Regions from separate parts of the Homo sapiens genome. Here region 2 is linked to region 1. Evidence: read pairs that join two places in POLR2A ChIA-PET (ENCODE). Cell type or tissue: Panc1. All regions are shown on one strand. Each heading gives the region's core, and the rest is flanking DNA. Links, peaks and the distances in the headings are about the cores only.

Evidence for each region. Peaks named below come from ENCODE experiments on the same cell type or tissue, not always from the same donor. Only the 100,000 strongest peaks of a DNase experiment are listed, where the experiment ranks them.
Region 2: POLR2A ChIA-PET joins it to region 1 with 20 read pairs; 2 of 35 experiments call an interaction of 5 or more read pairs at or near these places.

What each region holds. Positions count from the first base shown.
Region 1 is chr20:6,420,017-6,425,906 of GRCh38, forward strand. No RefSeq gene overlaps it. Among named protein-coding and RNA genes, the nearest start is that of CASC20, 3.8 kb to the right of the region's middle. In Panc1, for the core only: no CTCF peak of the experiment used is centred there; no DNase peak of the experiment used is centred there.
Region 2 is chr20:6,558,705-6,564,594 of GRCh38, forward strand. No RefSeq gene overlaps it. Among named protein-coding and RNA genes, the nearest start is that of CASC20, 130 kb to the left of the region's middle. In Panc1, for the core only: no CTCF peak of the experiment used is centred there; DNase peaks (open chromatin) are centred at 2,587 and 3,527; H3K4me3 peaks cover 658 bases.

The DNA of each region.
Region 1 (5,890 bases), core at 1,797-4,296:
TTACCAACAATTGGTACTTTCAGACTTTTGGCTTTCAAAGTTGGTTACTTTGATGAGTATAAAGTCATATTTTACCATTGTTTTCATTTGTATTTTGTTATTTCACTGATTTCTGCTGAGGCTGAAAAATCTTCATATTTGTATTGGTCATTTGGATTTCTCCTTCTGTGAGCTTCCCTGGAATCCTTCACCTTTGGTTGTTTCTTTTCCTTACTGATTTGAAGAAGCAGTCTTTGGACCAATTTATTACAATTTTGTGAAATGAGTACTTAACAAAAAGTATATTTATTTACTCATGTGAGCTTCATTCGTGTTTAACAACCATTTATAAACAAATATGATAAAAATTTATCAAAAGTTTAAGATTTTAAGGTGACTCAAAGGTCATATTTCATGGGTATGAAATCTAAACTGTGAAAAGTAACTTTCAAAAAGCATTTTTTTTTGAAGAATGTAGAGAAGACTACACATAGCTGTTACAGTGTTGGAAACAATTCTATAGGAGATTGCAAAAGACCAGCTGATGTCATCATTTTACCCTCCTGGAACATCTATTTGTTACACCCTGAAACCGAACTGATCCTTCAGAAAACATTTTCCCTGTATTTTTTTTCTTCAGCTGAGGTCCTCTTTGGGCCCAAAGACTACAAAATCTAATTTCTAGAGAAGTATAGAGGGTGGTCTAGACTTCTTGCATAAAAAACTAAATCATCTTATGTATTAGACAGTTTACAAAGGCATAGATATTTGTGATTAAAGTCCTTTTTACTTGAAAATCATAGCTCATCTACCTGTGGTTGTTTGCCTGTCCTCTTTGCTGTCCCTCCTCCCATTTGGTTCATGCTTCCTTTTCCCCTTGGCAGCCCACAGTAAACACCCTCCTGGTTACTTCCAGGGAGGCAGAGTGAAGTGATGGAAGTAGTGTTAGGTTGAGGCAAAGACTCCTGGTGTTCTTGGAATCATTTAGGCTTGGAATAAATTCTCATGCGCTCTGTAACTTTCTATCTAGATGGGCTTGTAACTGACCTCCAAAGTTCTGTTTCTTCATCCATAAAATGAGAATTATCATAACTTGTTGTAAGCCTAGTGATGTCACAGAGGGTGCCTCATTAAATTAGGGTTCCTAGGGCAATCAGTAAGGAATAGGAAAAAGAGTGGGCGGGATTTAAGTGGTGGCAGACACAGAGGCAAGAGGCCAGTGGGAGACTTGGAAATTGAAAGGGATATGAAATAGGCAAGCAACCCAGAGGAAATCCATGGTGGAAAATGAGACCAATGACTTGCAGAGGCCAAAAGCCTCTTCTACCTGTGCAGTTCTTAAGGCAGACTTGTATTTCTGAGGGAGGTGTTGGTATTTTACAGCTCAAATACCACCAAGGGTAATATAGTGGTTTGCTTGAAGGAGTTAAAATCTTACTAACGGGGGAAAAAAAACGCTTTTCTGGAACTGGCCATTCCATCATAATGGTGGGTGACTGAGATCTTGTGATGCAGAAAGATTTCAACTGTTTCCACCACGTTCAAAGAGGGCATTGTTCATAGCATTTGAGTATTCCAAGCAGTTCAGGGTTTAATACCTTCAGGCATAAACACCTCTTTAAAAAATTTACCCATTATATATGGAAATCATTCTAAAATATATGTTTTATTACTTTGTCTTTTTAAGCAAAACCTACTTATGCTTATGTAATTTAATCTTTTCTTCCTGCATCAAGAGAATCATTATACCTTTTAGTTTTTATGTCGTGTCATAATAGTGATGCTCTCGGGATCTATTAACAAATAAACGTCTGTTTGAGCTAGTCTGTTTGAATCCCACGTATGCCTTTAAAGTTTTATTCTGTTTTCTCTCTTGCTTTTATTTGTCTTCTGATGTACTGTCAAACAAGTCACAAATATTTATAAAGTAAAAGTAACTAGCCTCTGAATAAAGGCCCATAGAGCTCTCCTTATAGTTCAAACAACTTCACTCCAAACGTGTTGAGTGCCTAATATGTGACAGGCACTATGCTAAGTGCTCAGGATATAAAGATGAATAAAACCTCCATCCCCAAGGGCTGCACATGCTGATGAATTATAAACTTCCCTGTGGATAATAGGCCTATAATTTCTTCTGTAAACTTTGAGACACCTGTTTTCATTTTTTGCCAAGTGCTCTTTCTCAATTCCTGATTCTCAGCTGTATTTGTGCTACTTGAAGTTGATGAATATTTAAACTTCCAAGAGTTGAGAAATTCCTTTTGCACGTTAAATGGTGTTGCATGATAAGAATGAGCAGAGATAATACTGAGAGGAATCAGTGGCCATATAGAGATTCGAAAGACTCTACAAGGCTTTCAACTGGCATGGTGTTTAAATGTCTGACTTTTGTGATAGAGGTTTTTGGAGAAAATGGTTTTGTGAAACTCAACTTTACCTTTAACTCTACCTTTTTTTTTTTCAAACAAAGATATAATAGACAATAATTTTTAACTATTTAAAAGATGTGGGTATACTGAGAGATAGAAAGAGAGCAGGGAATCAGTGGTAAGGTGGGCCTGACTGAAGCTATAGGCCCACTGTTCTCTCGATCTGGAAATAAGCATGGATAGTCAGGAGTCTGGTTCTGGAGGGTGAGTGGTTATAGCACCAACTTATGTTTGGGGACTGAGTTAGCCTCCTTACATAAAATTGCGGTGGCATTGGCATTCCTCTGTCATGAAAAAGGCTCAGAAGAGACAGGATCAATGCTTAAAGCTCAGGGTTGGAGAGAGAGCCTTGCAACCAGGGCTGGACTAAGCCTTTTGCTGGTTCAGAAAATGTATTGTTTTGTGGGATAAGAGCCTTCAGCTGCCAATAGAAGGCTTAGTTCTAGATGTACCAGTCCTTCTTACAGAAGACGGGAGGGAGGCAACTTAAAAACCATTAGCCAGAGAGAAGGAAGCAAGCATCCTCTAAGAACACCAAGTCTTGTTAGTTTGGCTGGGGCTTTTCCACTTTTACCATGGGGAGTTCTACGCTCCAGGAACACTGTTAGTCCTGAGCAAATCGGGATGACCGGTAATCCTAACCTCCCCCAACCTTCAAAATAAATCTGAAAACTAAAACGCTGAAGCACACAAGAGTAACCAGTGCCAAGACAGACACAGCCACAGCAATCATAACTCAGATTAACTCCTGATAAGATGAAAATTGACTTCATAATAAACAAGTTTAAGGAAAGTAACAAAAGTTATAAAACAAAGGCAGTCAGCTGTGTATTAAGGCGGATAAGTATAGAAAAATATTTTAGAAATCCTGGATATGAAATAAACACACAGTCATTGAAATTTAAAAATATTCTAGCTGGTTATTCACAGTAAAAGTAGGATTTGTGAATTGAATGATGTTACTGAGGAATTCACCCATAATGCTGCTTAGACTGGGTAAAGAGAATAAAATCTTGGAAGAGAAATTAGGGTAATGAACAATAAACTGAAAGACCCCTAAATATATATAATTTTTTGTAAGGAGAGAAAAGAGGAATGGTTAAAAAAAACATTAAAATGAATTATTACTGATGCTTTCAATAATGCCAGAAAGACATGAGTTTTCAGATTGAAAGTGCATACCAAGTATTGAGAAAATTACATCAAGTACATTCAGAAAGATTAATTGAAGTTGCTGAGCATCAAGGATATGTGGAACACTTGAAAAGTTGCCAAAGAGGAAAAAAAAAGACGGATTACCTACAATGGAATGACAATTAGGCTGATGGCTGACATCTCAGCTTCAAAACTAGATGCTTAACAACAAAGGAATAGTATTGTCAAAATGCAAAGAAAAAGAAACTAGAATTCCATATTGAGCTAAACTGTCATTTAAAAGTGAGTATGAAATGAGAACATTTTCAGATGTGCAAAAACCCAACAGAGTTTGCCAAGAACATTCCCTCATTAAAGTTACTCCCTAGGAATTCGGTACCAGCTAAACTACCATTTGAAAGTGAGCATCAAATGTGCAAAAACCAAGAAAGTGTACCAGTCACACCCTTCAATGAAGATACCATCTAAGAAGATGACCTTTTAAAGAAGCAACTGTGAATAAGCAAATTCATAAATTGTATTGGTAAATGTTATTTTTAGAAGTTTTTGTTTATGGCTTTTTTTTTTTTTTTTTTGAGATGGAGTCTTGCTCTTGTCGCTCAGGCTGGAGTACAGTGGCGCGATCTTGACTCACTGCAACCTCTGCCTCCTGGGTTCAAGCAATTCTCCTGCCTCAGCCTCCTGAGTAGCTGGGATCACAGGTGCCCACCAGCACGCCCAGCTAATTTTTGTATTTTTAGTAGAGATGGGGTTTTACCATGTTGAGCAGGCTGTTCTTGAACTCCTGACCTCAGATGATCCTCCTCCCTTGGCCTCCCAAAGTGCTGGGATTACAGGCTTGAGCCACCACGTCCAGCCGTATTGGTAAATATTATTAATATTTTTTAAAGGTGGAACTAAAATTCTGGATAAAAATGACAAGGAGAGGGCACGGAGGGTTACAGAGAAGGGCTCCACAGGTGATTGCACCTATGGATTCTACCTATTGCACAGGCTATTGCACCTATGTCAACAATTGTAATATTGTTGACATCTCAAATATTTACTTGTTTTGCATTCAGAAAAGACCTTTGAAAAATGCTTGACTGTCTTCACTTTCTTTTAAGCAAGGGAGATTTGAGAGAAGACAAATCTTTTATCAGATTATTTCCAGTCAGGCTGGGAGAGGAAAGTGGAAAAAGGGTAAGAAATGGCAAGTATGAAAGATTTTGGGCCAGGTGCAGTGGCTCACATCCATAATCCCAGCACTTGGAAGGTCAAGGCAGGTGGATCACCTGAGGTCAGGAGTTCGAGACCAGCCTGGCCAACAGGGCGAAACCCTCTCTCTAATAAAAATACAAAAATTAGCTGGGCGTGGTGGCACGTGCCTGTAGTCCCAGCTACATGGAAGGCTGAGGCAGGAGGATCACTTGAACCCAGGAGGCAGAGGTTGCAGTGAGATCACGCACCACTACACTCCAGCCTGGGTGACAGAGCAAGACTCTGTCTCAAAAAAAAAAAAAAAAAGAGAGAAAAGACAAGAAAGATTTTGGACAACCTCTAAACTTGTCTAGGTCTTCATGATCTGGTGTCAGGGTTCTATTTGACATAGAATTCCTGAAAAGCTTGGCACACACATATTAAAATGTTAGAACATATTTGAATATCAAATTTAAATAATTGTTGCTTATTTATTACTTGGGGTTATTCAAATTTTGTTTTTTTTTTAAATATAAATGCTTGAGAATTGACAGTAGTGTTTTTTCTCCAAAGGACTTAAGAATGAAAAGTTTAGAAGTATGTCAACATTGTGACAGAAGGCATTAATTGATGCCCAAGCATGACCCTAACATGATTTCATATGTTTTGATGTCATCTCTTTCTTTAAGCTGCACAGTATGTTAAAGTAAAAGCTTCTGTTTGAATTGAGTGAACACAGAGCTTCAGTTTTTCTTTTTTACCATATATGTATAGTTGAATACTGATATAGTCTCTCATTCATTTTTGTACTGTTTCTCAATATCTGATTGCCAAAAGAAAGAGATTTCTTATAAAATAGGCTTCAGACCACAGGGCTTGGATTTTAAGATTACATTTTTTTAAATGAGGAGAGAGTGGTAGTTCTGTGAATAAAGTAGCAAGAATAAAAAGGAAGAGACCAAAGATGACATTTTGAAGGAAGTAATTGCCTTGGCATGGCGGTTTTGAGCCCACATTGTTAAGTGGTTTCTGGCATGATATGTGATTTTCCTATGTGATATCCTGAATGTTTACCAGAAAAATTAAAGACACATGCTAAGAAGTCAAGGCAAACCTGTGAGAATGAAGCAGACTTTTTCATTTGCTCA
Region 2 (5,890 bases), core at 1,325-3,824, 140 kb after region 1:
TGCCCCTTCTATCCCTGAGACTTTGAGCAGGTTACCCAACTTCTCTGAAACCATTTCCTAATATTTGATGTGGGAATAATAATCTATCATTGAAATGCTTAATATGTTACTATATATTCAAGACATTATATTTGAAAAAAATTGATAAAATGTTCAGCAAGCATAATTAAGGGAAAGAGAATGGTGCTGTCAAATAGTATTATTAGAGTTTTTAAAGTCTATGTTCTACCCAATATTTGACAGTGTTTAGTAAAGTATGCACAGATGGGAGGCCCTTACCAGCCCCACTGATTATAGGAGAAAAGGATGATTATTTTCCAGAGCTGCTCTGTGCAATATGAAAGTCACTGTTCAATTGAAACGTGACTTGTCTAAATTACAATGTGCTGTAGATAAATACAAAACGGATGTCAAAGACTCAGTGTTAAAATAAGAATGTAAAGTATCTCTTAACAATTTTGTTCTAGTTATGTAATTTATTTTGGACATATTGGGTTGATAAAATATGCTGTTAACATCAATATTACCTATCTCTTACTTTTTGTTTAAAAATAGAAAATTTTAAAAATAGAAAATTTGAAATCATATATTTGGCTCACATTTGTGGCCTGAGTTTTATTTTTATTGGGGAGTGCTACCCTAGAGCTTTGTGTTGGCTCAACACAATTTAAGGGGAAAAACATTAAACCTCCCAATAATTACTTTCTCTGGAAATCACTGTGCCTCTTGATTTTTTGTGCATTTACCCTGATGACACCATGATGTTAGATCCTGCTCTCATGATCCTTCTATCTTAGAACTGTGTTGGTTTGGAGCTTCAGAAATTAAACATTCTTGAATAAAGAATGGGTCTTTCACTAAATAAAATTCCTGCTTATTGTGAAAAATATCATTGCCAGTTTTTTGTGTTTTTTTTTTGTTTGTTTGTTTGTTTGTTTTTTTTTACACAGGGCAGATTCTTTTCTCCTTCAATTTTTTATCCCTCTTTTACTTAAGCCACCCTTTAAAGACCCTCAATTGCTGTCTGATCATTTAAGTTATTACCTATAACTCCTGGAGCTTTGGTCTATACCAAATCACTGTGGCCTGTGGGGTCTGGAGCATGAAGGAACAAAGGTCTAGGGCAATTCGTGCCTATGTGACTGACCCCCAAGGAAAGCACTGAGCACCAAGGCTCAGGTGAACGTCCCGGGTTGGCAACACTTTACAAGTGTTGCCACACATCATTGCTGGGAGAATTGAGTGTTGTTTATATGACTCCACTGGGGGAGGACTACTGGAATCTTGTTCCTGGTGTCTCCTGGGCTCCTCCCTATGTGTCTTTTTCCTTTGCTGATTTTAATCTACATTATTTCACCATAATAAACTGTGACTGTCAGCATAACAGCTCAGGAATCCTGAGGGTGATCCTGGGGAACCCTGATGTACATTAACCCCGAATTGTATTCACTGTCTACTACATACTGACAATATTACTGATAAAAGGGAAACAGACAGGAGTAGGGGGATGGGGATAGACCCTAAAATCTGTGGGCTGTTTATTGTGAGCTAGGAACTATTTTATATGCTTTTCATGCAGCTATTATCAGATGGCATTCATGCAATAACTCTCTCATGTTGGTTTTATAGACAGGAAAATGGAGTTTCCATCTCTAACCCCTAATAGGTCAAATTAATACAGTATGGCCTAAAGCTGTAGGCATATAAAAACCATTCACCATAACTGAATGGTAGAACCAGATACAAGCTGGGTTCTCTGAGATCCCAAGCTCTGGTTCCAGCATACCACAGCAAAGATGTAGCTACACCATGGCCATGACATGTGCAGCAGAGGCTGTGGGTTCTCTGCCCACACCAGAATTCACTGCAGAGTTTCTGGACATGCCTATGACCTGCTGCATTTCTCAGCCTGACAACTCTCTCTGATAGGTTGAGCATGCTTGTCCAGCACACCAGACGTGATACCTGAGGAATGGCCCTCAAACAATAAGAAATGTAATTGGTGAATAAATACCTGATTTTCTTTGCTCCTCATTGGGTCAATTCTGAGGCATGTTCCACAGAGTGTCCCACATAATCCCCAATGAAATTGAGCCCTAGTTGTGTTACCAGTAGAGGGTCTTGACTGCAAGTTGTCCAGGTTCTTGCATTTTGAACAAAGAATTGGACAAAATGCACAGCAAAGTAAGGAAAGAACGAAGCAATGAAAGAGCAGAGATTTATTGAAAATGAAAGTATACTCTTCAGTGTGGGACCCGGCTTGAGCAGCAGCTCAAGGGCCCCAGATACAGAATCTTCTCGGGTTCAAATACACCCTAGAAGTTTCCCATTGGCCACTTGGTGTTCACCTCATATAAATGTTCACCTTCACATAAATGAAGTGGTGGCCCCCTATTGGTTGCTTACTGCAACCAATCAGAGGCTGGAGTGAAGTTACAAAGGTCACACACCTATACAAACATCTGGCTAGTTGTGGACAGCAACCAATCAGAAGCTGAAGTGAAGTTACAAAGTTACAGTCTTATGCAAACGTCTGTTTGCGTCTGGTTGCAAAAAGCAACCAATCAGAGGTACTTTCAATTTCCTATCTGCCCATGAGGAACAGGTGGGAGTTTGCAAAGGGTTTGCCTCTGGTCCTTTTGCTACTTAGGCATGGAAAGTTAGGGTTTTACTTTCAGTTTAGTCCTAGGAAGTCAGCATGAAACGGCCTTAGGTTCCCTGCCTCCAGACCCTGTTCTGCGGACTCAGTTGCTCACAGCAGCGTGCCCCTCTGTGACATGCCCTTTACTGGCATTATTCCTTATCTATCTCACCTCCCCATGCCTTCACTATGTGACCTGCTGTTCCCTCCCAAATATACGACTTGAAGCCAAATTCCAAACTCAGTATTTATATTCGGTAGAAACCCACATGAAGAAAAGTTATAGGATCATACCCAAATAGCTAGATATAAAGCAGAAAACAAAGGGACTGAAGGACAGTAGCACCATGGTTACACCCTGCATTCTGTATTTTTAAGTCTCACCTTCATAACGTACAAACATTTCTTTGTCCCATATTTGACTTAAGTTGAATCATTACATTCAATTCTAGCATGAAATATGTATATACAATAAGTTGTCATACATTGTTCTATATTATAGTATGTTCTTTGTACTTTAGTTTATTTGGTTAATTCTTGTTTTCCACCCTTAATGCCATTAAAGTATGTACCTAGATGAACCATCATTCGTAAAGCTGAAAGGTAATATTTACTTAATCAAAATTAGACTTCTTAATACTCGTTAAAGGGAAAACCCATTGTGGGGAAGAAGCATAGAGTATAATGCTCATATTATATTTCAGACAATAAAACAACCTTGTATAATCCTATTATGAACATTAGCATACATTTCACAGCCCATCCGGCAAACAATAAGGGTCATGACTCTATGTATTTGAAATGCTATCCAGGGCATTGTAGTAAGCAAAATGGTAAAACCTACAGCTGTGTCAGTGGGTCAAAAAGCGGTCATGGTACATTTCTCAGACACTGTGAACCCAAATACGCTTTTATAAAGATAAGCTGTGTGTTAGGAAACATGTTTTTCAAAGCTAAACAGGTCTAAAGATATAGTTATGTGAGAAGCAGGGACGGGAGGGGGAGAGCATGACCTGTTTGGAGTGATTCATGGTTAAATGAAACTGTGACAAAACTCCAGTGTCTTGTGGAATGCAAATTCTTATTATAAAAACATCCTTTATGAGACAGAGAAAATACAGTGTCTGCTTCCAGTTAAAGAATTTTCTTCTGAAACTTCAGAAGAGGTCACTCTAATCAGTTTGCCGGAGAATTTCTAACCTGGAAGATTAAAAGACAGGATTTTTTTCCCCCAAATCATATTTGGTAATAGTAACTTATTTTATTGATACGTTTTAGACTAGGTCTAAAATTTTAGATGAAGTCTCCTGTGCATATTTCATACTCCTGCTTTCTGGACTGTCCTGGCCTCCTTGATTTCTTTCTTTCCTCTGTCCCTATTACTTTCTGGATGAAATATTAAATTCACATAAGAATTGAATATAAAACATAAAATTATATCTCCAAAGAGTATGATATGTCATACGATAGGTTCTGACTCAGTTTCTATCTGAGCTAAACCTGGAAAATAGACGCCGCCTCCATTAAATTGTTATTTTATTAGAGTGAGCAAGTGTCTAAATACCTATAATTATTGTTACAGGTATAGTCTACTGTTTAAAAATTATGGGCATGTTGACATTATGATTTAATCATTCACAAGCTTTATAAATATAAAAGATTTGTCACTGTCACTGGAACCTATTTTAAATTATTTCATGCCTTCAGTTTACTTAGCTTGTATCCAAGTTTGAAGGCAATCTCATTTGTCACATTGTTTTCTCTGACAATAATGATGAAATTGCTGCTAATTTGAAAAGAACTTTAAAATTCTGTATTACGTCTGACCCAGTGATAATATTCACTGTATGCCAACATGGTAAATGCAACATTGAGTGTGAAATTGATAAATAGCCAAGTCCTCAAACTACTCCTTTCTCTGCAAGTATAATGGACCTAATGCATATATCTAAATGACATGCATTTTTAGTAGAATTCACAAATAGGAAGTACCATTTCTTGCCAAAACACCAGAGGATAACACCCTCCCTCCTGATGCCAATCTCTCAATATCTTCTTCTTTTAGAGAACTTGGGTTATGAATGTAGAGACCACTATCCTGACAGCACAAGGAACTACAGTCTGTCACAAACAGAGAGATGCACACCTCGCTAAACCTAATGCTGGCAGCAGGAATTCATAGAATATCAGAGAAAGCAAAAGGCTCTTTATCACACCACAGATGATTTCACTCTTTTTAATGCAAATTTTGAAAAACTACATAGGAAACAGAATTTTCTACAACTTAAATTGGATCCTATTGCAAGAAAGTGACCAGTCCATAGCAGAGCTATATGAAATACACAGAAAAAAAGTGAGCAAAACCTAAGACACTACGAGAAGAAAAACACTTATTGCATTAGAAGAGAAACTGTGTTCTAGACTCATCTGGCAAATAATTTTTGTTAATTTAGTAATAATGAGGACACTTAGTTAAGATATTGCCATGACAAGTAGAAGTTTTAATTTAATAGAATGTGTAATCGCTCACATCTGAGGTTCTAATTAGCACATGGTTCTTCTCAACACAGGGAATGGGAACCTAGGCTCCCTCCAGTGTGTGGTTCTGTCATCCCATAGGGTAGTTTATGGAAATGGCAAAGACAGCATGGAGGATGCACAGCCGTTTCTAACAAGTGGCTTAGAAATGTCACTCATCACTGCCACTTACTTCCCATTGGTGAGAATTCATCTCATAGGCAGACCCACCTGCAAGAAGTGTGCAGAAGAATGAATGTGGCCTGTGATTGGGCAGCCACTTCCTTGTTACAACTGTGTTCTATGGAAAAGGAGAAAAGTTTGTGGTGGATAGATAGCCATTGCTGCAGGAGGAATTGGAAATAGCAGAATTCCATCTCAAGTATCTGTAGTATTCACTGCCAGATAGATAGATAGATAGATAGATAGATAGATAGATAGATAGATAGATAGATAAACTTTCCAAATAGATCTTTGCCCATTAATGTTTTATCCATCCTTCAAGGCTCAGTTTTAAGTGTTGCTTTTTCTAAAGAGTCATCCCTAGCTCTCATCAAGTACGTCCCACACTGCCTATTAGAGAATAATGAATGGCATAGATGCTGTCGGTTCTCAACTTAGATTACCTTACCAGGCTGGTGCAATCCTTCCCTAGCTGCATGAATGTTGGCTGCTAATGGCTCAGAGCTGCTCTCTTCTATGGTAAATTGCCAAATAGAAGACACCTTACCT